Regions from separate parts of the Mus musculus genome. Here region 2 is linked to region 1. A link is a loop called in an ENCODE intact Hi-C map of the cell type or tissue named here. Cell type or tissue: left cerebral cortex. All regions are shown on one strand. Links, peaks and the distances in the headings refer to the core of each region. The heading gives the core; the rest is flanking DNA. Region 1 has its middle 48 kb from the start of Gm33249. Region 2 holds the start of Ggt6 (gamma-glutamyltransferase 6).

The links. Hi-C counts contacts between places; a loop is a spot of excess contacts. Peaks named below come from ENCODE experiments on the same cell type or tissue, not always from the same donor. Only the 100,000 strongest peaks of a DNase experiment are listed, where the experiment ranks them.
Region 2: it touches region 1 in a loop (5-fold over the local background); 4 of 42 quality-filtered maps call a loop at or near these places.

What each region holds. Positions count from the first base shown.
Region 1 is chr11:71,328,633-71,345,285 of GRCm38, reverse strand. It overlaps the pseudogene Gm17874. Among named protein-coding and RNA genes, the nearest start is that of Gm33249, 48 kb to the left of the region's middle. In left cerebral cortex, for the core only: a CTCF peak has its summit at 7,674 (motif pointing left); a DNase peak (open chromatin) is centred at 7,741.
Region 2 is chr11:72,420,727-72,437,379 of GRCm38, reverse strand. It overlaps Ggt6 (gamma-glutamyltransferase 6), which reads right to left and starts at 1,854. Exons shown (of 4, transcript NM_027819.2): 1 at 1,616-1,854; 2 at 739-941; 3 at 548-661; 4 at 1-241. The coding sequence starts at 1,761. In left cerebral cortex, for the core only: CTCF peaks have their summits at 7,753 (motif pointing right), 8,593 (motif pointing right) and 10,280 (motif pointing right); DNase peaks (open chromatin) are centred at 7,783 and 8,579; H3K4me3 peaks cover 303 bases.

The DNA.
Region 1 (16,653 bases), core at 4,331-12,330:
CCCCATAGACAGTGGGAGATGAGTACTAAGCATTGGTTTGGTTTGCTCCACCTCACTATTCTTCACTAATGACACACATGTATTGGTTTGCCTTACATGGCATTGTTGAGCTTAACTTGGGGAAATGCTGCCATTGAGAGAAACTAACCCAAGAACTGCTCGTGAGGTTCCTGCAGCAGCTTGCTGCTTCTACAGCCTTGCCTCAGCCAATTAGTTGGCAAGCCTGGCAGTTTCTTCAACATTGAACTACAGCTTCTGGGTTGTTCCTGGTGTCTGCCTGCTGAAAGAACGGGTCTGTAGATGCCTGTTTGTGTGTGGTGCCTGCCTGCCTGCCTGCCTGTCTAGAAGACTGGTCTGTAGCTGCTGAGTTGTATTTGGTGTTTGCTACGGGACTGAACTGCTGCCAAAGAAGATCGAGGGTGCCCTCAAAGAACTATTTTTGAACAAGTCTACTTCCCTCAGATCTAATAACTTTTTTCTTCCACTACCTCTGCTGGGTGATGAGCTAGAGGGGAGGTTGAACACTTATTAAAAGTAGATTGCAAAAAAAAAAATAGGCCCACAGTTAGGAATCTGCCCCCTCCTTGGTTTTAAGACTGCTTTAAAAAAGCCTCAATTCAAAGCAGGTAAAGGATTTGCCATTGAGCGTGAGGACCTTAAATCAACCTTGGGATCCATACAGTGGAAGAAAAGAAACTGACTCCTGCACATGCTGTGGCATGCACCCTTGAACATACAATTAATAAATAAATGCAACAGAAACTCAATTCACCCATTTTATGCACTCACTGCCCATCTTGTTCTGAAGAGACCCAGTGCAATGTTTATATACATACAAAAATGGAAGATAAAAATAAAACAATTGTATTAACTTAGAACCCACATCAACATATATGAAGCAAAATAAAAATGAACAGGAAGGAGATAAGAGATAGTAGTTATAGTTTGTGTGAATGAAATGGAACTTTGCATGTACATTGCTAAGAATCAATTCTTAACTTCAAAGTTTCTGGAAAACAAATGGACACACACACACACACACACACACACACACACGCACCATACATGGGTCATGATTCCAAGGCCCAGGAAAGAGGGGCCAGACAGAGTTTGTAAAGGCCGGAAGCTGAGAATGAGTGAGGCAAACTATGTCTTCTGAACATGACAGGACCATTGTACCAATGAGCTAACAGTGGTTGTGGTTACTTAAACAAGACCTACACAGGACCAAGGCAGTAAACATTTTGGGGTGAGGGAAGCTCATGAGTACCTACTTCTTAGTTAGTTAGTTAGTTAGTTAGTTAGTTAGTTAGTTAGTTAGTTTCTCTTTGTAGCCCTGGCTGTCCTGGAACTCACTTTGTAGACCAGGCTGGCCTCGAACTCAGAAATCTGCCTGCCTCTGCCTCCCAAGTGCTGGGATTAAAGGTGTGTGCCACCACTGCCCAGCTAGTACCTACTTCTATTGAGGATTTATTGAGAGTTAATGGCTCTAGAATAGGTACAATCTATTTTCTTTATGCTTATGGTCACTAGTAGGTTGACCACAGTCCAGGGAATGGACCATACTCATTAACATGTGAACAGTACTAATTAGACTTTGTAGGACATGAGGACATGAAGTTTGGGGGGAGACATGGGGGTTATGCAGGAGAAGAGTACATTGTACAATATTCTCAAAGAACAGGAAAATGTTTTTATTCTCTGAGAATTTCATAAACACACACAGCACATTTCAATCATATTCTCCATCTTCCCCAATGCCTCTAAGATCCATGCTTTCCTCCCTACCCACCCAATTTTGTATCTTCTTTGTTATTTTTAAAATATACCAAGCCCAATTTGTGCTTTCTATATACTCTTGGATGTGTGGCCTTCCACTGGAGTGTGGCTGACCTTCCAGAACCCATATACTTAAAGAGAACTGACCCTCCCCTTTATCCAGAAGCCATAAATTATCAATAGTTCCTCACCCAGGGGTGGGAATTTGTGTCCATCTGCCATCTCTATGCTGGGATTCTGTCTATCTTGTACATTCTGTCACCACAACCTTTGTGAGTTCATATGTCCAACTTTTCTCCTGTGTCCAGAAAATAATTTCCTTGAGTCATCTACCACCTCTGTCTCTTACAATCTTTTTAGCGCCTCTTTGGAGAGGATCCCTGAGTTTTGGGAGGAGGGACTGTAATATAAATGTCCCATTTAGGGCTGAACATTTCACGGTCCCTTATTTTCTGTACCTTGACCAGAAGTAGATTTCTGCATTAACTGCCATACACTACATGAGAACTCTCCTCTGATGAGGGTTAATAGATACACAAATCTATGGCTTTAATAATAAGTCATTAGAAATCAGCTTAATAAACATAGAAAAATAATAGTAGCAAGGCTTCCATTAAGACCTACAACCACTGTAACCACAGGCTCTGGGTCCCAATAACAGTGACAAATATGAATTTCATCTTGTGAAGTGAGATTTAAATCCAACCAGAAAGCAGTTAGTTATTCCATTGACATTTCTACCACCATTGCACCAGTAAGTGTGTCTTGGCAGGCCAGTCATTATGGTAGCCCTCAAAGTTTTACAGCTATTTAAGGGTGATGATCACTTTCCCCTATGGTAGTGTGCATAACACTTATGAGAACTACAAAATCTAACCAGTAGGATGAAACTTCCATGTTAGTACCAGCATGTTTTCTCTATGTTCTATGACTCAAATATATAATCTCTTTAGCAATAGAGTCTTACTATCAAGTTCTGGAATATAACCAAACTCATTGGCAATAACTTATAAAGTCTGGGAGCAACTAAGGGAATTCCCTAGCCAATAACTCCAAAAGTTGTTGACACTTGGCTTTTGGGGCTTTAGCTTGTGGTATCTAATAGAGGCATTGCCACCCCATTCTAGAGTAACTACATTTAAACTCTGCCCAGACTGAATGGCTACATATAGAATGAAACAAGATCCTTAGCTCTCACCGTACAAAGCTCAACTTTAAATGGATCAAGGATCTCACCAGAAGACCTGATACCCAGAGTCTGATAAAGGACAAAGTGGGGGATGTGTTTGGATTCACTGAAAGAACTCTCTGAACAGGACACGAGTAGTACACTCATCAAGACAAAAAATTAATAAACGGAACCTCATGAATTAAAAGTCTTCTGCACAACCAAGGAAATCATAACTTGAGTAAAAAGGGCTGTCTACAGAATGGGGAGAAATCTTTCCCAGCTATACATGTGACAAAAGATTAACACATGGAATATACAAAATATTCAAAAAAAACTAAACATTAAGGGAACAGATAACCCAATTTTATTTTATTTTTTAAATTTTTTGCCAATTATTTCCTTTATTGAAAATAGATTCTTTTCTCTTTTTTAAATATTTTTATTACATATTTTCCTCAATTACATTTCCAATGCTATCCCAAAAGTCCGCCATACCCTCCCCACCCACTTCCCTACCCACCCATTCCCATTTTTTTTGGCCCTGGCATTCCCCTGTACTGGGGCATATACAGTTTGCGTGTCCAATGGGCCTCTCTTTCCATTGATGGCCGACTAGGCCATCTTTTGATACATATGCAGCTAGAGTCAAGAGCTCCGGGGTACTGGTTAGTTCATAATGTTGTTCTACCTATAGGGTTGCAGACCCCTTTAGCTCCTTGGGTACTTTCTCTAGCTCCTCCATTGGGAGCCCTGTGATCCATCCAATAGCTGACTGTGAGCATCCACTTCTGTGTTTGCTAGGCCCCGGCATAGTCTCACAAGAGACAGCTACATCTGGGTCCTTTCGATAAAATCTTGCTAGTGTATGCAATGGTGTCAGCGTTTGGATGCTGATTATGGGGTGGATCCCTGGATATGGCAGTCTCTACATGGTCCATCCTTTCATCTCAGCTCCAAACTTTGTCTCTGTAACTCCTTCCATGGGTGTTTTGTTCCCAATTCTAAGGAGGGGCATAGTGTCCACACTTCAGTCTTCATTCTTCTTGAGTTTCATGTGTTTAGGAAATTGTATCTTATATCTTGGGTATCCTAGGTTTTGGGCTAATATCCACTTATCAGTGAGTACATATTGTGTGAGTTCCTTTGTGAATGTGTTACCTCACTCAGGATGATGCCCTCCAGGTCCATCCATTTGGCTAGGAATTTCATAAATTCATTCTTTTTAATAGCTGAGTAGTACTCCATTGTGTAAATGTACCACATTTTCTGTATCCATTCCTCTGTTGAGGGGCATCTGGGTTCTTTCCAGCTTCTGGCTATTATAAATAAGGCTGCTATGAACATAGTGGAGCATGTGTCCTTCTTACTGGTTGGGACATCTTCTGGATATATGCCCAGGAGAGGTATTGCTGGATCCTCCGGTAGTACTATGTGCAATTTTCTGAGGAACCGCCAGACTGATTTCCAGAGTATAACCCAATTTTAAAACAGAGAATAAAACTAAACAAAGAGTTCCCAAAAGATGAAGTATAAATTTCTGAGAAACATTTTTTAAAATGTTCAACATCTTTAGCCATCAGAGAAATGCAAACTACTTTATCAGAGAAATTAAAACTACTTCCCCAAGATAGAATGGCCAAAATCAAAAGACCAAATGACAGCATATCCTGGTGTGAATGTGGGGGAAGGGGGGAACTCATTCACCACTGGTGTGAGTGCACACTGGTGTAGCAACTTTGGAAATCAATGTTGAGTGTTTGCTTATTTGTTTGTTTGTTTCAAGCTAACGATAGATCTGCCCTATAATCCAGCTATACCACTCTTGGGCATTCCAAAGACTACTATATCCTACTCTAGAGGTTCCAGAAATACCTACTCATCTATGCTTATTGCTGTTCTATTTATAATAGCTAAGAAATGGAAACAGCTTAGAGATGTCTATCTTAGAATTTCTGTTGCAGTGATAAAAACACCATTATCAGCTCTCAGCCAAGGTCAAGAGCTGGCTCCTTTCCAAATACAGGCAACCAGAAAAAAAAAAACTGAGTTCCACTGCTATATTGAGATATTCATGGCCCTCTCCATTGATCCTGTCTTCCAGAATGATTTAAAAAAATGGGAGTATCCTATACACAATCACAAACTCAGCTCAGTTCCTTAAATTTGGTACAGAAATATGGACAGAAAAACCTCTCCAATTTCATCAAGTATGTGGCTGGCCAAGATATAGTCCCCATGGACCCGTTCAAGGCTAGTAACTTATTCAAGAATAGGAACATGATACAGGTAGCAATTCAAAGGAATTCAGTATAGCAGGGAGATTTGGATCGTCTGCAGAGATAAGCAATATCAAAATATCAATGTCACAACTATGAAGGTCTGCTAGTCTGTCATCACACTACAAGTGAGCACCAACAAATGTGCCAGGAAGCCTGGTATGACAGCTTTGATATCAGGCAACATTTCTGGGACCCTAAGAACCACATCCTGCCACTCACATAACACTACATCATCAGCCTCCAGATGGGCATCAACAAGTTACCAGCCAGGAAGGCAACCTCCTCTCTAAAAACTAGCCTTTATGGTACCAGAAGATACCATGCCATGCAAGCTTCTAAGGGAAGAAAGCAACCAAGAATCCTACCCAACTATAATGCCTATGAACCTTAGCAATGACCAGAATGGCATGATAACCCTAAGGATGTAGTAGTGGCACAAACACCTTAGTGGTAACCAAGAGCTCAATAACAAAGACTGGCTCAACAAAGGATTTATTCCTAGTCCTGGAAACGCCCATGCTGCCAACAGCCAGAGCTAATGGAAACCATGGATTTTGGAAGAGAATGTCCAACTGCCACTTTACAAAACCAGCATAATCCCTAACTACATTTTAAATATTTGTCCTTATAAGTATAGTCCCCACTCCTCATCAAGAAAATTCTTTGCAGCAAATGAGGACCATTATAGAAAAACCACAATAAATCAAAATACAGAGTTGTGGAACACAGTCCCAACTGATAACATCCACAACACAACATTTTCAGAAATGAAACACAATTATTTGTGTCAACCCTAGCTGAAAACAAAACAAACAAAATTTTGCAAACCAGAGGTTGTGGAGGATTTCATAGTGGTAGCTATCTAAGCTGTGAAAGCCTGGGAATGGCTCACAGATCCACTTTTATAGCATGCACAAGTCCTAAGGAGCCATGCCCAGAAACAAAGAAGAGAAACCAGAACACTAACTTTTGACAAAGGCCACAGACACATTGTTTTAAAAGCAGTTCTGCAAAAACAGTTGCTCAGCAACTATCCAGTCAACTCTTTACAGACACAATCCCTGTTACTACTTATGGTGGCCAGTACTACTGTTTTTAAATATGTGATATAAGCCTTCTCCAGCTTCCTCTAAAATTCTTCTTGCCTCACTCCTCCATGGTTTACTATGGCACATGCCTTCCTTCTGTCCCCCGATCTTTCCAGATAAATATTCTGTTTGGAACATATTTCTGGTTTTTAATTTAGACTGGCACTGCCTAAATTCACAGAGATTAAAACCATAAGACACCGTGAGTCCCAATATCTTCCTTCGCTTTACACTAAAGAGGAGCCTAGAACAAAGAGAAAGGAAGGCATGGGGAAGGTGGGTGGGAGGTTTGTTAAAAACAAACAAAACCCTTCCAATTTACATAGTTCAGTGAGTTCACTGTTTCGCCTAAGCCTGAAAATATACCAGTATCAGGAAATGAAGTGTCAAATTGTTGGGATTGTGTTGTTGTACTTCTGTTGCTAACCACACATGGAAATGGTTTCCCACATCACCCATCCTGCAAGGAGGTTGATTTGGGCTTTATGTTAGGAAGTATACAGACATGGGAAGAACTTGTTCACTCTCTGAGGGGTGGAGGCCAGAAAGACCATGTCTCCTAGAGGTGGAGGTGGCTGGAAAATCTTAGCCCTGAGGAATGATCCCACTGGTGACAGCTAGGGATTAGTCCAGCTTCAGAGATGGCCTCCAAGAGCAGGGGCAGCTGAGAACACAGGAAACTGCAGCCAGTATGAGTGACTTTCTCCTGTATCTACCGTCCTTTCTGCCTAATCCTTCAAGAGAATCCTGTTCCATCATATCTCATATTCTGGTCTCAGCTATGCTCCTGGAAACAACATTTTAGGGGTGCTCAGGTGAAGAACAGCAATGTTACAATTGGTGGCTTAGAAATGGACAACAGCTCTAGGAATCTTGGGAAAATAAAGATGGGCATAGTGTCCAACAAGACAGGCTGTCCAAGTAGCCAGTGGGAAGACTTAGAACTGACTCCAGACTCCCCACTGGACAATTTATGAACATTCTTAGAAATAACTGAGAGGAAGGGACATATGAAAAGGCTGGTGCTATAAGTTGCCAGGGTAGGGATTCAAGTCATTATAATTTGAATAGAGAAAGCAAGCATCCTTTCTTATATGTGGATTATCCATTAATTTCCGGTTGAAACAAGCAAGAAACAAGAAATCATTTTTAAAAATGTACTTCTAAAAGGCTCTTCTGAGAGAGAGAGAGAGAGAGAGAGAGAGAGAGAGAGAGAGAGAGAGAGAGAGAAAGCAGAGATTCAAGGCAACAGAAGTGGGTGACTTTCAAACTTCTGGTCTCAGAAGAGAGACAGCCAAAGGGGCTTTAGAGTATAAGAATTCAATAAACAGAAAGTACTTGAGTGTCATCTAGTGGCCGTATTTGATATCTGCTTAGAAGGATAAAAAAAATTGTAAAAGAAAGAAAACTCTCTCCAGATCTGAAAGCATCTCTGTGTTGATGTTGTGTGCACTGTCTCAGGCACAGAGATGGAGATGAGCCAGAGGAACACATGACATGACCAACAAACAGGCTAGGTCTTACATTCCAAGAGCTTCCATGATATTTTAAGGTAGAAGTCATGCAGAAAAAAATAAAATGAGGTAAAGTTCTAGAAGTGTTGTTTCATAAGAGGGATGTACCAAGCAAGCCTTTGACTACTCTTTATTTCTAAAGAGTGTCAAAGCCAGTGCATGGTCTCTGAATTGAGCATGGTCTCTTGGTGTGTTCAAGGATTAAGGTGACCAAGAGGATCAAGGCACAGGGAGGAAAGTGAGGTAGAGTGTATTGCCAAAGAGCTAGTGGAGGTGGGGTGGGGGTAGATCATGTCCCATGGCTGGTGAGCCTCTATGGTGATTTCAATAATCTGTAGACAGATGGTTTAGACTAGGGTGAGATGAACTGACTATAAGATTAAGTGAAGACTGTGTGCATCAGCAGGGAGAGTTATAGAGCTAGACCACTGATTTCTTTGAGCACAGTGAGAAGGATCATGTTCCAAGTCTATTTAAAAGACTGTGTGGTCAAACAGGGAAGTGGCTCAGCAGGTGAGAGCATTTGCAGCACATGCCTAATGACCTGAATTCAATCTCTAGAACCCACATTAAAAGCTGGGGAGTGCAGCATGCATTTTTAATACTCCCAGTACTCCTATGGTGAGACGGAAAGTGGAGACTCCAGTAAGGTAGAATGTGAGAAATAGCTATTGAATGTTGTCCTCTAACCTCCACAGGCACAGTGGCATCCATACATCCACTGACTCAACCAACCAACCAATCAGCCAACTAGCTGTCCAACCACCCAACCAACCAGCCAACTAGCCATTCAACCAGCCAACCAACCAGCCAACTAGCCATTCAACCAGCCAACCAACCATCTGACCAGCCAGCCAACCATCCAGCCAACCATCCAACCAGCCAGCCAGCCAGCCAGCCAGCCAGCCAGCCAGCCAGCCAGCCAGCCAGCCAACCAGCCAACCAATGAATTTAAAAGTTAAGAAGTATAGTGGGGTTGTGTGATAAATGCTTCCCAGACAAGCACAAGGACCTGAGTTCCATTCCTAGCACCCAAATAAAAAGCACGAGGAATCTAGAGACAGGAGGATCCTTTGAGTTCACTGGCCAGCCAACTTAGCTTAATCACTAAGTCCACTAAAGGAGTCCCACATGAAGACCCAGCTATGCAACTGTTACATATATGCAGAGGGCCTAGCTCTATCCCATGCATGATCTCTGGTTGATGGTTTGGTTTCTATGAGCCACTATGGGCTCAAATTAGTTGATTTTATAAGTTTTCTTGTTTGTCCTTGACCCTTATAGCTCCCTCAATCTTTCCTCCCTCTTTTTCACAGAATTACCCAAGCTTAATGTTTGGCTATAGGGCTCTGCATCTGTTCCCATCAGTTGCTGGGTGAAATCTCTCAGATGACAGTTAAAATCATTAATAGTGTCAGGGGTGGTATCTCTTTCATGGTACAGGTCTCAAGTTGGGCCAGTCATTTGTTGGCCTACCCCTCAAATTCTGCTTCATCTTTTACACCTGCACATTTGTAGGCAGGACAAATTGTGGATCTAAGGATTTGTGGCTGGGTTTGGTGTCCCAGTCTCTCCACTGAAAGTCTTGCCTGGTTACAAGAGATGGCATGTTCAGGCTTCAAACCCTTATTGTTAAGAGTCTTAGCTAGGGTCATCCTCATAGATTCCTGGGAGTTTCCATTATCTGAGGTTTCTAGCTCATCCTAAACAAGCCCCCCCCCAATTCCAGTTGTCTCTCCCACTACCCTCTCTCTCCACCTCCTTCTCACCTCATCTCTCCTGTTCCCCTCCCCAACTCCTCCTGCAGCCAGTTCCCTCCCTCCATCTACCCCCAGTGTCTAGTCTAATCTATTTCCCCTTCACCATGAGACTCAAGTGAGTCAGGTGGTCCTTTCTTGTTAATCAGCTTCTTGGGTCTGTGGTTTGTACAAAACTTATCCTTTACTTTACAGCTAATAGCTACTTATAAGTGAATACATACCATGTTTGTTTTTCTAGGTCTGGGTTACCTTACTCAGGACTATCTTTTTCTAGTTCCACCTATTTGCCTGCCTATTTCATGATGTCCTTGGTTTTAATAGCTGAGTAGTAGTCCATTGTGTAAATGTACCACATTTTCTTTATCCATTCATTGGTTGAGGGACATGAAGGCTGTTTCCAGTTTCTGGGTATTATGAAGAAAGCTGCTGTGAACATAGTTGAGCAAGTGTTCTTGAGGTATGGTAGAGAGTTTTAGGACTATATACCCAGGAGTGGTAAAGCTGGGTCTTGAGGTAGAACTACTTCCAATTTTCTGAAAAAAAAAAGTTAAATTTATTTCCAAAGTGATGGTACACATTTGTATTCCCACCAGCAATAAAGCAGCACCCCCTTGTTACCTCTTGAGTTTTTATCTTACCAATTCTGATGGGTGTAAGATGAGTCGCAGAGTCATTTTGATTTGTATTTTCCTGATGATTAAGGATGTTGAAATTTTCCTTAAGTGCTTCTCAGCCATTAGAAACTCCTCTGTTGAGAATTCAAATCTTTGCCATACTTTTAATTGGGTTATTTTGGTTTGTTGAGGTGTGATTTTTTTTTTTTTTAGTTCTTTATATATCTCGATATTAGCCCTCTTTCAGATAAAGAGTTGGTGAAAATATTTTCCCATTTTGTCCTTTTGATATGTCCTGTGTCTTGCAAAAGCTTTTCAACTTTATGAGGTAACATTTGTTAGTTGTTGATCTTAGTGCCTGAGTTATTAGTGTTCTTCTATTCAGGAAGTTGTCTCCTATGCCAATGCATTCAAGAATATTCCACACTTTCTCTTCTATAAAATCAGGATGACTGTTGCCTCATAAAATGAATTTGGCAGTATTCCTTGTGTTTCTATTTTGTGGCATAATTTTAGGAGTGTAGGCATAAATTTTTTGGCAACCTACTTTTAATAAATGTTCAACCTCTCCTCTTGCCCACCAGAGGTAGTGGAAGAGAAAAATTATTAGGAAACAGGGGAAGTGAACCTGTTCAGCAATAGTTCTTTTGGGGTAGCTTGATCTTCTTATAGCAGTTCAGACCTATAGCAAACACCAAATATGACTTAGCAGCTGCAGACCAGTCCTCTAGGCAGGCAGACACCAGGCACAACCCAGAACTGTAGTTCAATGCCGAAGAAACTGCCAGGCTTGCCAACCAACTGGCTGAGGCAAGGCTGAAGAAGTAGCAAGCTGCTGCAGGAACCTCATGAGAAGTTCTTGGGTTTCTCTCAATGGCAACATTGCCACAAGTTGAGTTCAACAATGCTATGTAAGGCAAACCAATACACGTGTGTTGTTAGCTAAGAATAGCGAGGCAAGCAAACCAAACCAATGCTTGTCTCCCATTGACTGTGGAGTCATACTTATACTTTTTCATCACGGGTCCTATCACATGTTTGCTTTATCAAAACATCCTTTTTCCTGTGTCTACTTTAGAAAAACATTCTTTCATGTGTCTGCTTTAGCAAGACATCCTTCACCTGTGTACCCCAGCCAAAACATCATTTGACATAACTGACTTTCCAAACAAACCAGAAGCTTCCACTTCAAAGGAGTCTTTGGTATTAGCGCTTCTTTGAAAGTCTGATAGAACTCTGCACTAAAACTGTCTTGGGTTTTTTGTTTTTGTTTGTTTGTTTTTTGATTGATTGGTTTTTAGATTTTGTTGTTGTAGTTGTCTTGTTTTGGTTTTGGTTTTGGTTGAGAGTCTTTTAATGTCTGCTTCTGTTCCTCGGGACTTATAGGTCTATTTAGATTGTTTACATGATCTTGGTTTAGTTTCGGTAATTGGTGCCTATCATGGAAAACATCCACTTTGTTTAGATTTTCCAATTTTTTGGAGTACAGGTTCTTGAAGTAAAATCTAATGATTCCTTGAATGTCCTCTGTGTCTGTTATTATGCCCCCTTTGCATTTCTGATTTTGTTAATTTGGGTATTTTTTCTTAGCCTTTTAGTTAGTTTCGCCAAAGGTTTGTCTATCTTATTGATTTTCTCAAAGAACCATCTCCGTGTTTCATTGATTCTTTGTATTGTTCTCTGTTTCTAATTTGTAAACGTGACTTTTATTTGCCAGACATATGTCTTTTCACAGCTTACTGCTGAATAAGCTCATCCCTTACAGTTCTTTCTGAACTCTGGCTATCTCATTCATCTCAGCTGTTCTGGCTCATTCCTCTCCAAGATGACATATTCAAGGCTTCTCTCAACTTCTTACTGAATTGCTTTGCTTGGCAATTCTGACTTTTATAATATGTTTTAATCTCTGGCTCCTCAGTTTCTGGCTCCTTCTATCTTCACCTGTGTTCTATCACCTGCCTTTGTAAAACTATTCTGCTAAAAGTGACACATACCACCTTTCTCTCCCGGTGCCTAAGGTAGTCTCTCTTTCCTGTGCTGTTCTTGTAACAGTAAGGTGTATCTTATCTCTGACTCATTCTGCCAAATCTTTCTCTAGTTCATCACTTTGTCTTCTCCTCAGTTAGATGTCTCTTTCAAACATGACTACTTCCTTTTACAAACCAATTTTACCTTATTCCAGCCAGAGGGATTAAAGGTGTGTACTAAGGGTGAGTCTGTATTCCGGATTACACAAACCTAGGTTTATGGATGTGATCCCTTGTGACAGTAGTCATGTTCATGGACTAAAAACTCTCTATATGATTTTATTGATTTTAGCCCTGAGTTTTATTCTTTCCTGCCATATACTCTTCTTGGGTGTGTTTGATTATTTTTGTTCTAGAGATTTCAGTTGTGCTGTTAAGTCACTAGTATGAAATTGTGGAATATCACTAAATATTTTCTTTTTAAAAAAATATGGTGTACTATCAAAGTAGACCTACGTTCCAGAAAAAGACATCAGATTCCATTATAGATGGTTATACACCACCATGTGATTGCTGGGAGTTGAACTCAGAACCTCTGGAAGAGCATACAGTGCATATAACTGCTGATCCATTTCTCTAGACCCCTTACTACTTTCTTTATGAAAGCTGTTAATATAAAATTTCCTTTTAGTGATTCTTTCATTATTTTCCATGAGTTTAGATATGTTGTGCATTCAAATTAATTTATTTCTTTATTTTTCCTTGACCCACTTTTCATTCACTACAGAATCATTCAGTTTCCATCTTTTTCCAACATCTCATGGCTTGTTGATTCTGTTATTGTTGAAGTACAGCTTTCATCCATCGTGGTCTGAAAAGATACAGGGGGTTATATCAAATTTTTCATATATGTTGAGTTTTGTGTTGGAAAAGATTCCATGTGGTACTGAGAAAAAGTATATTCTTTTTTTTTCCGAGACAGGGTTTCTCTGTGTAGCCCTGGCTGTCCTGGAACTCACTTTGTAGACCAGGCTAGCCTCGAACTCAGAAATCCGCCTGCATCTGCCTACCAAGTGCTGGGACTAAAGGCATGCACCACCACCACCCAGCTCAGGTATATTCTTTTGTGTTTGGGTGAGATGTTCTGTAGATATCTGTTAGGCCCATCTGAGCCTTAAAATCTGTTAGTTCTTTTTGTGTGTGTGACACTTTCATTTATTAGATATTTTCTTTATTTACATTTCAAATGTTATCCCCTTTCCTAAAATCCCCTATCCCCTCCCCCTCCCCCTGCTCCCCAACCCAACACTCCCATTCCTGGTCCTGGTGTTCCCCTATACTGGGGCATAGAGACTTCACAGAACCATGGGCCTCTCCTCCCATTGATGACCAACAAGGCCATCCTCTGCTACATATACAGCTAGAGCCACAAGTTCCACCATGTGTTTTCTTTGATTGGTGGTATAGTTCCAAAGAGCTCTGTGGATACTGGTTAGTTCATATTGATGTTCTTCCTGTGGGGCTTCAGACCCCTTCAGCTCCCTGGGTATTTCTCTAGTTCCTTCACTGGGGACCTTGTGCTCTATCCAATGGATGACTGTGAGCATCCACTTCCGTATTTGCCAGGCACTGGCAGAGCCTCACAGGAGACAGTTATACCAGGCTCCTGTCAGCAGGCTCTTGTTGGCATTTGCCTAGTGCCTGGGTTTGGTGGTTGTTTATGGGATGGATCCCCAAGTGGGGCAGTCTCTGGATGGCTCTACTCCAAACTTTGTCTCTGTAACTCCTTCCATGGGTATTTGGTTTTCCCTTCTAAAAAGGATTCTGGACTTCTGGGCTAATATCCACCTATCAGTGAGTACATATTATGTGTGTTCTTTTATGATTGGGTTACCTCACTCAAGATGATATCCTCCAGATCCATCCATTTGTCTAAGAATTTCAAATTTTCATTTCTCTGTTTAGTTTCTGTCTGAATGACCTATCCATTCATGACAGTGGGGTACTGATATCCCTCACTATCAATGTTTGAGGTTTAATATGTGATTTAAGCTTTAGAAATGTTTTGTTTCTTTTATGAATGTGAACTTACACTTGAGGCATAGATATTCAGAATTGAGACATCATCTTGGTGAATTTTTCCTTTGAAGAATATGAAGTATCTTTCCCCGTACCTTTTGATTAATTTTGGTTTAAAGTCTATTTTATTAAATATTAGAATGGCCACTTGAGCTTTCTTCTTGAGTCCATTTACTTGGAGAATCTTTTGCCAGCCCTTTATCTATTGGTACTGTCTATCTTTGTTGCTGAAGTGTGTTTATTGTGTGCAGGAGAATGATTGATTTGGCTTTCTAATCTATTTTGTTAGCCTGCATCCTTTTACTGGAGAATTAATGATTTAATTAATTAATTAATGTCAAAAGATACTAAAAACCAGTGATTTTAATTTTTTAATTTTTTCCTATTTTTATTAGATATTTTCTTTATTTACATTTCAAATGCTATCCCGAAAGTTCCCTATACACTCCCGTCCCCCCGCCCTACTCCCCTAACCACACACTCCCACTTCTTGGCCTGGCGTTCCCCTGTACTGGGGCATATAAAGTTTGCAAGATCTAGGAACCTCTCTACCCAATGATGGCTGACTAGGCCATCTTCTGCCACATATGCAGCTAGAGACACGAGCTCTGGGGATACTGATTAGTTCATATTGTTGTTCCACCTATAGGGTTGCAGACCCCTTCAGGTCCTTGGGTACTTTCTCTAGCTCCTCCATTGGGGGCCCTGTGTTCCATCCTATAGATGATTGTGAGCATCCACTTCTGTATTTGCCAGGCACTGGCATAGCCTCACGAGACAGCTATATCAGGGTCCTTTCAGCAAAATCTTGCTGGAATATGCAATCAGTGAGTGCATATCAAGTGACTTCTTTTGTGATTGGGTTACCTCACTAAGGATGATATCCTCCAGATACATCCATTTGTCCAAGAATTTCATAAATTCATTGTTTTTAATAGCTGAGTAGTACTCCATTGTGTAAATGTACCACATTTTCTGTATCCATTCCTCTGTTGAGGGACATCTGGGTTTTTTCCAGCTTCTGGCTATTATAAATAAGGCTGCTATGAACATAGTGGAGCATGTGTCCTTATTACCAGTTGGAACATCTTCTGGGTATATGCCCAGGAGAGGTATTGCTGGATCTTCTGGTAGTACTATATCCAATTTTCTGAAGAACCACCAGACTGACTTCCAGAGTGGTTGTACAAGCTTGCAATCCCACCAGCAGTGGAGGAGTGTTCCTCTTTCTCCACATCCTTACCAGCATCTGCTGTCACCTGATTTTTTGATCTTAGCCATTCTGACTGAAGTGAGGTGGAATCTCAAGGTTGTTTTGATCTGCATTTCCCTGATGATTAAGGATGTTGAACATTTTTTCAGGTGCTTCTCAGACATTCCATATTCCTCAGTTGAGAATTCTTTGTTTAGCTCTAAACCCCATTTTAATGAGATTATTTGAATTTCTGGAGACCAGCTTCTTGAGCTCTTTGTATATAGTGAATATTAGTCCCCTATCAGATTTAGGATTGGTAAAAATCCTTTCCCAATCTGTTGGTGGCCTTTTTGTCTTATTGACAGTGTCTTTTGCCTTACAGAAGCTTTGCAATTTTATGAGGTCCCATTTGTCAATTCTTGATCTTACAGCACAAGCCATTGCTGTTCTGTTTAGGAATGTTTCCCCTGTGCCCGTATCTTTGAGGCTTTTCCCCACTTTCTCCTCTATAAATTTCAGCATCTCTGGTTTTATGTGGAGTTATTTGATCCACTTAGACTTAAGCTTTGTACAAGGAGATAAGAATGGATCAATTCACATTCTTCTTCATGATACCCATCTGTTGTGCCAGCACCATTTGTTGAAAATGCTGACTTTTTTCCACTGGATGGTTTTAGCTCCCTTGTCAAAGATCAAGTGACCATAGGTATGTGGATTCATTTCTGGGTCTTCAATTCTATTCCATTGATCTACCTGTCTGCCATTGTACCAGTACCATGCAGTTTTTAATCACAATTGCTCTGTAGTACAGCTTGAGGTCAGGCATGGTGATTCCACCAGAGGTTCTTTTATTGTTGAGAATAGTTTTTGCTCTCCTAGGTTTTTATTATTCCAGATGAATCTGCAAATTGCCCTTTCTAACTCAGTGAAGAATTGAGTTGGAATTTTGATGGGGATTGCATTGAATCTGTAGATTGCTTTCGGCAGGATAGCCATTTTCACTATATTAATCCTGCCAATCCATGAGCATGGGAGACTTTTCCATCTTCTGAGATCTTCAGTTTCTTTCTTCAGAGACTTGAAGTTCTTATTTATTTATTTATTTATTTATTTTTATTAGATATTTTCTTTATATACATTTCAAATGCTATCCCGAAAGTTTCCTATACCCTCCCTCCGCCCTGCTCCCCTACCCACCCACTCCCGC
Region 2 (16,653 bases), core at 3,642-11,641, 1.1 Mb before region 1:
CCCTGGATGGCTAGTGCGTTTGCCAGGGGTGCATCTACCTCAAAGCCCTTTTCAGCCAGCATGGCAGGCTTGGTCAGCAGGTGTGGCCAGGGCAGGCGGCCGAAGTGGGCATGAAGCAAATGCAGAGCAGGCAGACCCGTGGGCAGCCCCAGGCCGGGGGCCAGGAGTTGGGTTGGGCCTGCTGTCAGGGCAGTTGAGTTTCCTGAAGAGCTATTGTAGAAGAGACCCCAGAATGTGGCACCTGTTGGGAGACAGAGGTCACATGGGGATCAGAGGCACTGGCCAGAATTGGGGTCAAGATCCTCCAGTGGTCCCAGGTAGAGAATCACTGTCTTGCTTGCAATAGAGGTCACTGACTAAGCCTGAAATCAGGAGTTGCTGACCAGGGTCAAAGGTTACTCAAGACTAGGCCTGGTGCTCAGATCCCATGTCCTGCTCACTAGCTAGTCTTGAGGTAATGGCCACTGACTGCCCTAATGAGTTCCAGGTCACTAACTAGGCCCCAGGTTAGAAGCTCTGAGGTTCAGGGCCCACAGATTACACTGACCTAAGCCTGTTGCATGAGGATGTACCACCGCCAGACACAAAGCTGCTCCAACTCCAGCATCCACGACATTGCCCCCAGCGACAAGCAACTCTTGGCCCAGTTGGGAACATGTGGCTGCAGTAAGGAAAGGTCTGTGTGTGATGGGGAGGTGCCCTGAACCACTGACCCCTAGCCCCTTCCCAAACACTGACCTGCCGGGCTGATAATGGCGCTGTGGTGGTACACACCAGGGCGATGGGAGTGTCTGCTGGCTGGAGGGGCCACAGAGCCCAAGTTTCCTCTTGGGCTGTCCCTACTGTGCAGCTGCCTCAGAGCCAGAGAGCTGCTAACAGCCAGCAGCAACAAGCCTGCCAGCAGGCGGGCCCAGGCTCCTGGCAACCCACCAACCTCGTTCCTGCAGAAAGGGGAGTCCTGAGCCAGGGATGGGGTAAAGGAGCACCCAGGAACCCCAAGAAGACCCAAGGAATGTTTCCCCCAAAGGTTTGATTTTGCAAGAGTATAAATTGGAGAGAGAGAGAGAGAGAAGAGAGAGAGAGAGAGAGAGAGAGAGAGAGAGAGAGAGAGCCCAGGGCACTGCATTGGCAAAGACACAGAGGTAGGAAAAAGTTGGAGAAACTGAGGCTGGCTTGGAGAGAGTGTCTAACAGAAGAGCTGGAGGAGGCAGGGGTGGCCAGTCAGTCAGAGGGAGACCTGGAAGGGGCTTGGCACATGGGGAGAGGTGGTTGAGGAGCAGGGTTCATCCAGGTGTAGCCCAGTCCCAACCCGTCCAGCAGGTGCTATGGCATGGAGCTGGGGTGAGGCTGGGAGAGCTGGGGCAGTACTGGGTCCAGCTTGATACAGATGTCTAAGATGTCTTCTCTTAAGATACACAGACCTTCCTCTGACTGACTGGCTCAGTCCCAAGTTGGATCTGCAGCCTAGAGCTCCCCTCCCCCCAAACTCATCTAGAAAGTCCCTGATGCTCAGCCAAGTGTGAGATTGCCTGACCCAGCTTAGGGATTCCAGAGAGAGGACCTTGCCAGCCGTCCAGCCTGAGTTATGGAGGTCCCCAGGCCCTTGCTGACTCACCGGGGGGTATTTTGGAGTCTCCTTAGGGAGAGGACCAGTGGCTCTGCTATCTCTTCCTCTTCCTCCTCCTCCTCCTCCTCTGACTCCACGCCAGGCTCCCAGAGTTGTAGCTTGTGATAGTGCACAGGTCCTGTGGTGGCATCCATGGCCCGTGCTACCCCAGATCTTTGCCGAGAGCCCTGACAGTTGACACTGCCAGAGAGGCAAGCAAGCAGGTTGTGGCTGGTGCTGGGTGGCCTTGGGGAATGGAGGTGGTGAAACAGAGAACAGGTCTGGGCAGGGCGGGGCTGGGAAGGCTGCTATGAGCCTGCCTCGTTAGGACTCGGGGCTCTTATAAAGGTTCCCCGAGCAGCTGCCATACAGAGTCACAATTTATACAGGTCTAGGAGGAGCCCAACACTATAGCTATAGACTAAGAGGTGGGGTGAGTGGAGTCTCTCTTTACCTTTGAGATCCCAAAGCTACTCAGGTCTCTAGGAATCGTGGACATGAATTAGAGCTATGGTTACAAAGGGTAGCCTAGGTGTGGCTTAGCACCACCAACCAGGTTATATTGTCAGGGGGTGTGGCTTCCAAGGAGGGTCATGGTCCAATCTTGGGCTACTATGAAATCTGGCGAACAGCTTGGGGGGTGAGGGCCATCCCTGGATGTGTCATGTGGCTTTTGTCCAGAAGGCGGAGTCAGAGACCTCTGTGGGGAAACAGTCTGGAAAACACGGTTCCAACCTTCTTCCTGGCATTCACATCAAGGACCTGTTCCTGGGCAAAGCAGTGCTATTTGCAACAGTCCCACATTGGAAACTATGCTAACACCATTGTCAGGAAAAACCGTGCAAGCCATTATTCAGGCACTGGGGTATCTGCAGCAGAAAGAATGAACAAGAGACAATTATGTGTAATATTGTACATGAATCAGAGGGAACATGGGGAGTGAAAGAGGCCAGGTAGGAAAGGGCACACATTGTGTGTCTTAAGCAAGGCTCAGAACAAGGTAAGACCGGTTAACGTTTAGAGTCAGAACGCAGCTGGAGTGCGGAACAGTCAGGGCATCTGGGAAGAAGCCAGAGAAGTCTTGTTTACCTTTCTCTCCTACTTTTCTTTTTCCTTCCTTCCTTTTGTCTTTTGTTTTCTTTCTCTCTCTCTTTCTCTCTTTCTTTCTTTCTTTCTTTCTTTCTCTCTCTCTCTCTCTCTCTCTCTCTCTCTCTCTTTCTTTCTGTCTGTCTGTCTGTCTTTCTTCGAGACAGGGTTTCTCTGTATAGCCCTGGCTGTCCTGGAACTCACTTTGTAGACCAGGCTGTCCTTGAACTCAGAAATCTGCCTGCCTCTACCTCCCAAGTGCTGGGATTAAAGGCACGGGACACCACACTTAGCTGTCTTTTTTTTTTTTTAAAGTACCACTCATATTTATTAATAAAACTAAAAGATCTTTTTGAGTTTTGTTTGTTTGGGACAAGGTCTCACTATGTATACTAAATCATTGGCCTTAAACTCAGAAATCTGTCTGCCTTTGTCTTCTGAGTCCTGGGATTAAAGGTGTGTGCCACTATGCCTGCCTTTATTTTTTTTTTATTACATTTCTTTCTTGTGTGTGTGTTTGTATGTGTGGTGTGTGGCACATGAGTGTCATAGCATGCATGTGGAAATCAGAGGACAGCTTGTGGCAGTTGGTTTTCTCCTACCATCTGGATCCAGGGGACCAAGCATGGTCAGGCTTGACAGTGAGCATCCCTATCCACTGAGCCATCTCAATGGCCCTTTGCTTGTTTGTTTTGAGACAGGGTTTTATGTAGCCCAGGCTGCCCGCAGACTCCTCACGTAGCTGAGGGAGGAATATGGCCTTGAACTTCTAATTCTCCTACCCTCAGCACCTCAGTGCTGGGATCATAGGCAAGCATCACCATCCCTGGCTCAATTAAAAGTTTAATATCAAGATGTGAGTGACAGGGCTGAAGAGATGGCTCAGTGGTTAAGAGCACTGACTGCTGTTCCGAAGGTCCTGAGTTCAAATCCCAGCAACCGCATGGTGGCTCACAACCATCCGTAATGAGATCTGATGCCCTCTTCTGGTGGGTGTGTCTGAAGACAGCTACAATGTACTCATATACATAAAAGAAATAAATCTTAAAAAAAAAGATGTGAGTGACAAATGAAAAGTTAATATCAAAATGTCATATGAAAGCAGGTCCTTTAGAGAAGGGGGCCTGGACTTTCCTATTAGACAGACATATTTGTTACAGTGATTTCTTTCTTCCTGTTTTGGTTTTTTTGAGACAGAGTTTCTCTGTAGTAGCCCTGTCTATCCTGAAACTCACTCTGTAGAACATGCCAGTCTCGAACTCAGACCCACCTGCCTCTCTGCTTCTGAGTGCTGGGATCATAGGCATGCGCTGGCTCTGGGTGCTGACCCTGACAGCTTCTGACGTGTCACATTTTCACCTTGGAAAAATCTTTCATCCTGGTTGTCAGCTTGGTGGGCTCCCAGCTGACATCTGTTAATGAGGGTGTTGGTCTCATGGGTGTGCCCACTGTGAACACAAATCAAGTGGCACATCTATGTATGCTTTTCTGCATGTACTTTGTGTTTTATGAAAACCTCGTTTTCTACACTAACATTGGCCATATCTCATAGAAGTTGAGACTAGAATAGAATAGCTGGTCAGTAGGTGATGTGTTTATAGCTAAAACGGGTCTAAAAGCTCAAGTGTGCGACCGCACAGCAGGATAACTGTAGGTAACAACCATGTATTATACCACTAATTATGTATGTATGAACCGGTTTTTTTTTTTTTTAGACAGTCTTTTTTATGTAGCCCAGCCTGTTCTCTAGCTTGAGATCCTCCTGCCTCAACTTCAGTGCTAGGATTACAGATGTGCACGACTTCATTTCAAAACTAGAAGGATTTGAATGTTTTTGTTTTGTTTTGTTTTTGTTTGGGGTTTTTTTGGGGGGGGGGGTTCGAGACAGGGTTTCTCTGTATAGCCCTGGCTGTCCTGGAACTCACTTTGTAGACCAGGCTGGCCTCGAACTCAAAAATCCGCCTGCCTCTGTCTCCCAAGTGCTGGGATTAAAGGCATGTGCCACCATGCCCGGCTGGATTTGAATGTTTTCATGACAAAGAATGTTTGTGGAGAAAAAGATTTTTACCCTCATTTAAACATTGTATAATGCATACATGTATCTAAAACATTACATAATATCACATTTATATAGTCTGTATTATCTTATCTCTAAAACTAATTATTTTTGTTTTTTAGAAAGGGAAGCTCTGGGTGTCCTGGAACTTGCTCTGTAGACCAGGCTGGCCTCAAACTCAGAGACTTCCAGACCACCTCTGCTTCCCAAGTGCTAGGACTGAAGGTAAAACACCAAGCCTGGCAATAATAAAGAATTTTTTTCCAATACAGAGTTTCTCGGTGTAATTTTGGCTATCCTGTAACTCACTCTGTAGACCAGGCTGATGGGTTCACAGAGATCCGACTGCATCTGCTTCCAGAGTGCTGGGGTTAAAGGCTTGCAACTCCACGCCTGGCCAAGCATATGTTAATTTTGTAAAAAGTAGTAGGTACAGGGGCTGGAGCGATGGCTTAGCCGTTAAGAGCACTTGATGCTCTTGATAATATGGGTTCAGTTTCCAGCACCTAAAAGGTGACTCACAACTGTCAGAACTTCATTTCCAGGGAATCAGATGCCTTCCTCTGGCCTCATTGGGCACAGGTACGCACTGCACATGGTACACATACATACATGCAGGCAAAACACTGATATACATTAAATTTTTCTTTTAAAAGAGATGCTGGGTACAGTCCCACATGCTTGCAATTGGAGCACTCAGAGCTCCTGGCAAGAGAGTTACAGGATCAAAGCTGCTTAGTGAGACACTTTTAAGAAACAAAACAAGGGGGTCAGCAGTTAGGAGCAGCCCCAAAACATACACTGCTCTTGCAGAGAACCTGAGTTCAGTTCCCAGCACCCATATTAGGCATCTCATTATTTCCTGTAAGTCCAGTTTTAGGGACCAACACCCTCTTCTCTTCTCTTCTCTTCTCTTCTCTTCTCTTCTCTTCTCTTCTCTTCTCTTCTCTTCTCTTCTCTTCTCTTCTCTTCTCCTCTCCTCTCCTCTCCTCTCCTCTCCTCTCCTCTCCTCTCCTCTCCTCTCCTCTCCTCTCCTCTCCTCTCCTCTCCTATGCATCCACCCTCTTGAACCCATATGCATGTACCCAAATACACAGATACACATCATTAAAAAGCAAAAGAAAAAAGAAAGCTGGGCATGGTGGCCCATGCCTTTAATTCTAGTACTAAGGAGGCACAGGCAGGTGGATTTCTGAGTTCAAGGTTGACCTGATCTACAGAGTTAAGTTCCAAGATGGCCAAGGCTACACAGAGCAACACTCTCTCAAAAATAAAAACAACAGAAAACAAACAAACAAATGATCAATAGCAAGAAAGACAGAAAGAGAGCTGGGCCGTGGTGGCACACGCCTTTAATTCCAGCACTGGGGAGGCAGAGGCAGGCGGATTTCTGAGTTCGAGGCCAGCCTGGTCTACAAAGTGAGTTCCAGGACAGCCAGGGCTATACAGAGGAACCCTGTCTCGAAAAAAAACAACAACAATAAAAGACAGAAAGAAAGAGAAAGAAAAAGAAAGAAAAGAAGGAAGGAAGGAAGGAAGGAAGAGAAAGAAAGAAAGAAAGAAAGAAAGAAAGAAAGAAAGAAAGAAAGAAAGAAAGAAAGAAAGAAAGAAGTTTGGGAAGTCAAGCATAGAAATATAATCCCTGTACTGAGGTGGTGGAGGCAAAAGGATTAGGAGTTCAAGGTCAGACTGTGCTGTCTGAAACATTGTCTCAAACAAAGCAAAATAAAACAAAAACGACAAGACAAAAGCAATCCCAGACAAGGCCCAGCGTTCCATCCTGAGCACTGCACAATGAAAACAAAACAGAGGGCTGGTGAGATGGCTCAGTGGGTAAGAGCACCCTACTGTTCTCCCGAAGGTCCGGAGTTCAAATCCCAGCAACCACATGGTGGCTTACAACCATCTGTAACAAGATCTGACTCCCTCTTCTGGACAGCTACAGTGTACTTACATATAATAAATAAATAAATCTTTTAAAAAAACAAAAAACAAAACAGAGACCCCCTTTCCCTGTTTAGGACAAGCCTGTCATTCCAACACTCCGGAGATTGAAATAGGGAGGCTGTGGGTTCATCAACAATCTAGGCTACATAGTAAGATCTTGCCTCAAAACTCTCTAAATAGCCAACTGTGGTGGTGCATGCCTTTGATCCCAGCACCAGGAGACAGAGGTAGACGGGTCCCTGTGACTTCTAGGCCAGCCTGGTCTACAGAGTGAGTTTCAGGACAGCCAGGGATAACACAGAGAAACTCTGTCGAGGGCAGTGGAGGGTTGGGGGTTGGACTAGGGCTCGGGGTGGAGTAAGTTCCGATATGCCATTGGGCACTAGCCTTTTCTTTTCTTTCTAACTTATTTATTTATTATTGTGCACACATGTACATGGAATGTATTTGTGGGAGATGCACATCACAGCATGTGGGGAAGTCAGAGACAATTTTGATCAGATCTGTTCTTTCACATTTACTCGGGGTCTGGGGATCATACTTAGGTATACACTGAGCCTTCTTATCTAAGTATTTATTTATTTAAGTTTTTTTTACTATTTTTGTTTTATGTGTATGTGCGTATGTCTCTCTGTGTGTTTTCACATATAAGTGCAGGAGCTTGAGGAGGAGTTAGGTTGTCCTGCACTTGGAGTTATAGGTGACTGAACTCGGGTCTTCTTTAAAAGGAGTATGGGTTTTTGAGCCATCTGTCAAGTCCTTTATTGAGGAAGGATCTCACTGTGTTAGCGTAGGCTGGCCTAGAACCTGTGATCCTCTTGCCTCAGCTTTCTAAGTGCTGAGTTCACAGCCTGTGCACTACCATGCCTAGCTTAAATCTTCTTACTTTTAGATCTGGAATATGGAAGTAAATGTTTGTTAGGTTTTGGCTGCTTCCTCTATGGTCTCCTCCCTGACACCAACAAGACCTTTCTACAGTGGGTTATTATTTCTCTTTTATCTTGGTGAGGGAAGAAATGTCTAGAAATTGGGAAGTGCAATCATATGAAAATTGGCCACAAGATGGCAGTGGCACACAGTGAGGCTTGGTTTGGGTGGAGCTTGGACCTGCCTGTCAAGAGGAAGTGCCTTCTACAGGCAACCTAGACAAAGTACTGCAGGGCCACCATCCAGAAAGGGAAAAGAGAGGGACCAGAAGGGGGATTTACACGTCTGGGTGAAGAGGACAAAGAACTGAAGGGCAACAGCGCCCTGGCCTCTCTAGAACTGTTGTGTGGTTAGACAGTACATTTTGTGCTGTGTATATTTACCACAAGAAACATCGAGAGGTGGGGAAGGACGCGCGCGCACACACACACACACACACACACACACACACAAATAACAATAATTTGAAAACAAGCCAATAAATTTCCCTAATTCACTCAAACTCGAGATTACTTAGAGTTAAAAAAAATTATTTCTACAAAAAAAATTATTTCTTGCAACTCCTTGTTCTGTTTGAGTAGGCAGCAGGTAATGGAAAAGGTGTGTGTAGGGGGTGGGGAGACAGAGAGAGAGAGAGAGAGAGAGAGAGAGAGAGAGAGAGAGAGAGAGAGAGAGAGAGAGAGAGAGGCAGAGACAGAGACAGAGACAGAGACAGAGACAGAGAAAGATGGAATTTATGTATCTGTTCTTGGGTTCTTTTCACTCCCTGCTTGGTGGCTTTTGTTTCCCCCAGAGCTGAAGCTGGCTGGAGGGGGAAGGAACAACGAAGCCCAAGCCACCACCACCCCCCACCCACCCCCCCATGAGTTGCACAGAGGTCTCCGGCTTTGTAAGTCACGTGGGTTTGGTACACAGCCGCCTCTAGGTGTTAAGTGGCTGCTGTGAGGGCCTACTTTGCCTCCAGGTGGCGCTCTTGGGAAACCTTTATTAGGGTTCTATTCTTGTCCTTCAGTCTGGCTCTCTTTTGTTTTATAGGATACAGTCATATTTCCACTCCCTGACAGATTTTAGAGGTGCTAGTTTTCAATCAGGCAACGTTCTTCACTTTATTATCAAAACTGTTACTAGTTAACAAGTCGTTTACCCATTGGAGTTTTTGTTTGTTTTTTTGTCTTTCAGGTAGTCTCACTATGTAGTCCTTGGAATTCATTCTGTAGACCAGGTTGATCCTCAAACTCACAGAGATCTGCTTGCCTCTGCCCCTGTCCCAGTGCTGGAGTTAAAGGTGTGTGCCACGACCTGTTTTTTTTTTTAATCAAATTTATTGAAGTCTACTTTGCATAATGTAAAATTCAGTGTTCATCTGTGCAACCATCAATCAACTCTACAGCCATTTTCAACATCCACAAAGTCACTCATACTCCTTTGCTTGCTTTTTATTAATATTTTCAACCTTTGGAAACTGCTGATATTATTTCTATCTCTAAACGTTTATAGGAATCATGTTTTGAGGGCTTAAATATTATAAAAGTCATATATCATACAGTGTGTACTTGTGTATATCTGGTTTCTTCCAATAGTATAGTCTTTAAGAAATTGAGATACATTTTTAAAAGAGTTACAATTAAATATATATGTATATATATATATATATATATATTTAAATAAATAAACAAAAGATCTAAGTGAATGGAGAGACATACCATGTTCATGGACCTGGAAACTCAATATTGTCAGTAGAGAACCATCATCTTGATAAATGGTCATCTTGTAGACTGTCATTCTTAAAAGATAATTCTAAAATCCAGTCCCAGATGTTTTTGAAAAAGAAATATGTGAGAAGACCAAAGCTATCCACTTTTTAAGACTTTTTACAAAGTTTCAGTAATCAATATGCTGTGTTTGCTGTATATTATAGACAGATAATGGTGGGGTAACAGTACAGAGCTAGGCTTGTTCATGGGGCTTTTGTTTGCTTTCAATGAAACAGTGTCTTGGTGGTAGCTCTGGTTGACTTGAAACCTGTTTTTAAAAATGTGTTTTGTTTAATTTTATTTATGTGTATGTCTGTATATATGTGTATGCACGTGTATGTAGGTACCCACAGCGGACAGAAGAGGGCATTGATCTGCTGAACCTGGAGTTAAAGGTGTTTGTGAGCTGTTTGTGGGTTCTGGGGTCTGAACTCAGGCCCTCTACAAGTTCTCTTAACTGCTGAGTCATCTCTTTAGAGTAATAATTATATTTTTTCCAAGTAATGAGTAAATTTCTTTGTGTGGTTTGGTTCCTTCCTTTCCTTTCCTTCCATTTTGAGACAGAGTCTTCTTTTCTTCTCTTTATTTTTTTATTTATTTAATGTATATGAATACACTATCAGCTGTCTTCAGACACACCAGAAGAGGGCATCAGATCCCATTAGAGATGGCTGTGAGCCACCATGTGGTTGCTGGGAATTGAACTCAGGACCTCTACTAGAAGGGTTTTAGAGCAATGTGTCAGTGCTCTTAACTGCTGAGCCATCTCTCCAGTCTTCCTCTCCCCCTTTTTAAAAAAATAATTTTGTCTTTGGGTTGTTGTTGTTGTTGTTTATTGGGGGTTTTGTTTGTTTTTAAATTTTTAAATTTATTTTATGTATGAGTGCTCTATCTGCATGTACACCTTCAGGCCAGAAGAGGGCATCAGATCCCATTATAGATGAGCCATCATATGATTACTGAAAATTGAACTCAGGGCTTCTGGAATTGCAGACAGTGCTCTTAATCACTGAGCCATCTCTCCAGGGTCTTCTTCATCCCAGGATGGTATCAAATTCACAGTGTAGCTGGACATGACCTTGAATTTCTAATCCTTTTCCTTCTGTTTCCTGGGTTTACAGACACGTGCCCCTATACTCAGTTGATGAAGTGGAGATTAAATGAATGCATGGCTTTAAAGTTTACTTAGTGTGTATGTGTGTTTTTGCCTGCAGGCATATCTGAGCACCATGTATGTACCTAACGCCTAAGAGAGGCCAGAAGTAGGCATCAGATCGCCTGGAACTGGAGGCACAGATGGTCATGAGCCAGCAAGTAGACGGATGCTGGGAATTGAATCTGTGCCTTCTGTGAGAGCAACCAGGACTCTTAACTGTTCTCTATCTCTCCAGCCCATAATGCAGGGTTTTGTGCAGACTAGGGGAGTATTCTACCAGCTGAGCTATATCCTCAGCCTACCTGGTGATTTTTAAATGGGTACTAGATGCTGTAAATTTTATGTTGCTGAGTGCTGTATTTTGATATACTCCTTTGTAGAGTGTTGGGTTTCATTCTGGCATGTTGTAAAACACTTGTGAATGCTCTTGATCCATTCAGACTTCCTTTGAAGCCTTATTATGGTAGGAAGACTTTATTTTGAGATTAATTAATTCTGCTACTAATGTGTGATCTTTCTGAGGACTCAATGCAGTGATTGATGGGTGACAAGAGCTTTTCATTAGACTATTTCTAGTCTTGTGTGAATTCCAGACATTTTTTGGCCTACTACTTTGTGACAACCCTTTTCCTGGCCTTGGGTATTTTGTTCTCACACAGGAGAGCATCAGTTCTTGGTTAACCCTCCAGCGTACTCTTGTGTAGACATCTGGAGGGTTTGTTTTTTTTTTTAACGATGCTTGTATTTTCTCAGTACGAAGGTTTTACAAATTGCTTTCCATTTAGAACTCCAGTCTTTTCCTCCGCAGCTCAGTGAGACTCCATGCTCTGTTTGGTATCTTCCTCATTGTATTGTGACCAAACATTCCTTGAAGCTCTGAGGCTAGGAGCTAGGATCTCACACAAATAATTTCTCTCTTCTCAGGGATCTGGGCGACCTGTTATTTAATGTCTAAAATCATGGCTTGTATATTTTCTCCATATTTCTTTCCTTTTCTGTTTCTCTTCATTGTTAGCCATTTTTCTAGATTTCTAATTTCTTTCAGGTGGACGATTTCTAAGGCAATCAATACCAGACATGGAAGTCACTTATTAGGTTTTTGAGACAGAAACTGGAGCCCAGCACAATGAGTTCTGTAAGCATCAAATAATAATTCTCTCCTGCCTGTTACGCCCCTGGTCACCTCTGTTCTATGTTTCTTCTTGTGCAGAAGAAAGTTTAATGCATGATGTCATTGTCTTGTGAAGGTGTATGAAGGAAGGAAAGAGGGCTGCTCCAGGGGGGGAGGGAAAGCTGAGAAGTCCTGCTGAGAGCATGGGTAGGACTAGGAAGAACTGCCAATAAAGACTCAGGAGCCAGAAGCTGGGGTCAAAGCCTGCTAATTCAGAGAGGCAGAGAGAGCACCCAGCTCATCTTCCTCCTCAGTCAACAGGAAGCTCTCCTCTCCATGGTGTCTCAAAACCCCTCAAACTGAATGTCCCTCCCATCTGCTTCCTGTGCCTCTCTCTATCCATCCTCCTGACTTCTTTTTATTCTCTATGGTTTTTTTTTTCCCTATGTTCTCTCACTGTCAACTTGGCCTCTTGACCTAAGGTTAACATTACTTAATCTTGTTTACAATAAACAGAACACCCTTGAATTAAGGGTGTGTGCTACAGCTGAGCCACACCACAACTAGAAACAGTTTTTTTCCAGTAATAACACAATCTTGGGGTTCACAGTGTGATCACATTTCCTGTAACATTGGAGGACCTGGAATCTAGGGCACTGGGTATTGACAGGGTGGATGAGAAAAGGGGAAACAAGGCTAGCCCATTTACAAAGCCACAATCCCTCTAAGAGTGTGAGACCTCTAAGAGTGTGAGAGAGTCTACCCTCTCTGGTAGACTCCTGAGGCAGCCGACCCCACATTCATTCTAGCTGTGTGAGTTACAACTGCTTAGACCCGCAGTGGTTCTCTGATGGGCTCTCCCTGACTCTACAGTCAGCAGTGTGGGAGGTGGGAGGGGCTGGATAACTACACCGTTCCTTCACCCTGGGACTAGAGGTGGTAGAGACCATTGGAAACCTTGTCTGTGTAGTGCACATATCTGGCTAGGCAGAGGTCTCAATGTGACAGAACACTTGGGAAAATGGCCTGTGCTATATGCTTTGAATGTGAAATGTCCCCAACAGAATCATGTTTTGAACACTTGTTCCCCAGCTGATGGTTCTGTTTTTGGAGGTTGAGGAGTCATTAGAACGTGGGTTCTACCTGGCAGACGTAGCTTATTAGAGCAGGCCTTTTGAAGATCAGAGCTCCCGTGGTCAACCTATGCACCCCTAGCTATGTGAACACAGGCACGCCTTTTCAGCCGTGGAGGACTGCGATCCCATGAAGCCGTGAGCCAAAATACACTTTCCGTCTCTTCCGCTGTTTCTTCCAGTTATGTCTGTCTGTCCACGGACATCCTTTCTTAGGCCACCCTGGATAAAGCAGACCTCACCTCTTCTGTCATTATGAACCACAGACCCTGATGCCATCTCGGCATGCCACTACCTGGCACCTGCAATCAGAGAACTTGTGCGAACATGGCCTGTCCGAATTGGAACACAAGCTCCTTGATGCCAAGGTGTTTCTTTTGTTTGTTGCTGTTTTTCCAGATCTTACCACAGTCCCTAGAAGACAGTAGGGTTCTGTGAATGATTGGCAACTAACTTAATCAATACATTCAAACATTCCCACTGTCACAGTGATGCTTTTACAACAGCCAAAGGTCAGGTGTGATCTAAATGCCCATTAATTGATAATAGATAAACTGTGTGGAATGTTACTCGGGTTTAAATGCCTCATGGGTGAATGCTGGGAATATTTTTATTCTGAGTCAGCCAGCCACAACACCACAAATATTACTGATCCCCTTAAGTGGGGTGCTGGAGTGGTGACATCCCTCCATCAAGGCCTTACCAGAAATCCTGGAGCAGAAAGGGGAGAGCGTGTTCTCCTAGAATCTTGGCTGAAGTCAGAGGTAAGGCTGAGACAATGTGAGCTAGGACTCGGGCAGCACCTGCTACACAGGGACCTGGACTGTCTTGCCAGCCCCACCCCACCCCATGCTGTGGTTTTAGTTGCAGCAGACAAAAACCCCAAATCAGTCATCACCGCTGCCTCTCCAGGTTTGGAGGATGTATTCCATTATTATTGCTTCCTTCTAGGTTCTTCTCAGTGATGATCAAGAACGTTTTTAATCTGTCACTTGCTCTTGAAACATACAGTTGTGTATTCAATTCTAAGTGTGAGTTTATTTTCCTTTATCTATATTTTCCTTTTTTCTTTCTTTCTTTTTTTTTTTCTTCCACTGTTGCTGATGAAGACTCTCATGCTAGAGTCTTGCCTTTTACCTTTAGGTAGCCCCCCCCCCCCAGCCTCTGGCACTGTGATTTCAATGCCCCCTCATCCCTTTCTGTTCTTAAGTTTCACTAAAATGTGAAACAGAAGTTGATTCTTTTTGTTTGGTTGGTTTTTGTTTGTTTTTTTTTGAGACAGGTTTTCTCTGTATAGCCCCGGCTGTCCTGGAACTCACTTTGTAGACCAGGCTGGCCTCGAACTCAGAAATCCGCCTGCCTCTGCCTCCCGAGTGCTAGGATTAAAGGCGTGCGCCACCATGCCTGGCTAAGAGTTGATTCTTGTTGTTGAGACAGGGTTTCTCTGTGAAGTCATGGCTATCTTGGAACTTGCTTCTTGGTAGACCAGGCTAGCCTCCAACCTGGAGATCTGCTGACTTCTGCTTCTTAAACGCTTAGTATTACATACAGTATGAGCTACCACACCTGGACTATATTTTTCTGTTTTTCTTTTTCCTTTTTTTTTTTAATTTGTGTGTCATGTGTGTGTGTGTGTGTGTGTGTGTGTGTGTGTGTGTGTGTGATGTAAGCTAGAGATCAATACTGAGTGTTTTCTAGAACTATTATTTTTTAGACAGGGTCTTTGCTTAACAGGCTAGCAAAACCCTAGGATCTGCCTGTCTCAACAACAAACAACAAAATAAGTCCAAGGAAAAACCGTGTACACAGCTGCAAGCCTGTCTTTCCCTTTAAAACAATTTTTAGGGGTTGGAGAAGTGGTTCAGTTGTACGATCACTGGTTGTCCTGGAACTCACTGTGTCGACCAGGCTAGTTTTGAACTCACAGAGATCCATCTGCCTCTACCTCCTGAGTGCTGGGATTAAAGGCATGCAGTATTTTTAAATTTTTTCTTAAAATGTGATTGGGTGCTTTGTGTGCATGTATGTCTGTGAATCATATCCATCCCTGGTACCAAAGGAAGCTAGAAGAGGAACTGGAGTTACAGACAATTGTGGACCACCATGCAGGTCCTGGGAATTGAACCAGGGTCCGTTAGAAGAACAGCCAGTGCTCTTATCTGCTGAACCATCTCTCCAGCTCCTGGGCTTAACTGCTGAGCTCTCTTTAGCCCTTGGACTTTTTTTTTCTTAATTAAAAAACAAACAAGTAAACTAAACTTTCAGTTGATTTGTGTGCACATATGTGTGTGTGACCACGTGTATAGATGTGTCCTATCACAATGCACATGTGGAGGTCAGAGGACAAATTGTGGCAATCAGTTCGCACCTTCAACTTGTGGGTCCAGGGAATTGAACTCAGATCATTTTTTTTTCTTTCTTTTTTTTTTTTTTTTTTTTATTTTTTGGTTTTTCGAGACAGGGTTTCTCTGTAGTCCTGCCTGTCCTGGGACTCAGATCATAGATCTTGACAGCAATCACCCAATCACCATTACCTGCAGAGTCATTTTGATAGCCCCGGTTCCTCATTTTTTTTTTTTTTTTTTGGTTTTTCGAGACAGGGTTTCTCTGTATAGTCCTGGTTGTCCTGGAACTCACTTTGTAGACCAGGCTGGCCTCGAACTCAGAAATCCTCCTGCCTCTGCCTCCCGAGTGCTAGGATTAAAGGCGAGTGCCACCATGCCCCGCTCCTCATTTTCAAGTTATCTACAAAGTGCATAAAACCTCAAGGCTGTCTGCTAGAGGCCTTGGCTTGGTCTCTGTTGGGCTGGACTCCAGACTAGGGTTTCCTCAGAGTGTCTACTGTGGCCTCCAACTCCTGTGAGTGATCCAATTCTGAGACAGTCCAATGAGGTTAGTGGCGTAGCTGAGGATCCAACCACAGGCACGTGGCTTAGTTTTTGTGGTGAGTTTGAGGGCTACTCTGGTTTTTATGTTCCCCAAGTGACAGCACAGGTCCCAATGCTAGACAGGCCCAGCCTCAGGCCTGCTTCCCCGTTTGTACCACAGCCCATACCCTGTTTTCAGCCTTGTTCTAGGCCCAGCCCTTGGGGTTGCCTGTCTTTCACTGTCTATCCTGTGAGAGCTTCTGCCTCTTTTAAGAAATATCTTGCCAGGTGTGGTAGCAACCGTCCTTGATCCCACCACTTGGGAAGTAGACACAGGAGTATTGCTTCAAGTCTGAGGTCAATCTGGGCCGTATAGCAAGACTGTCTGAAAAACAAACAAAAACCAAAAACAAAATAGAAACCTCTTTATTATTATTATTATTATTATTATTATTATTGAAACTATCACGCTTGTGTGTGTGTGTGTGTGTGTGTGTGTGTGTGTGTGTGTGTGTGTGGTTAGACACATGCCAGTGATGTGTGCAAAGGTTGGAGGACAACTTGTGGAATTTGGTTTTCTCCTTCTGCCCTGGACCCCGAGATTGAATTTATCAGACTTAGTGGCGAGCATCCATCTTTACCTGCCCTAGCCATCTTATCAGCCCTTTACAGACTTTATTGTATTTGTTCATTCATTTATTCATTCATTGGTCTGTTTATTTATATGCATATGAGTGCAAATGTGTCCCTCTCTGGATCACATATGTGTCATTTTTAATTCTTACACTCACTCCCACGTCCATGTGTTGTAGCAGGAGGTGGCTTCAGTCATCTTTGACTGAATCAATGTGACTTTTCTACATGTGGTTCAGCATCTGACAATCCCAGAGCTGATGTCACCCCTGCAACATTTTGTCATTACAACTACTCACCCCAAGTCTGTTTGGACTTGTTGTCTAGAGTCAGGCTTAGCCCCAGGCAATGGGACTTTGCTTTTGATGGTGCTGGGG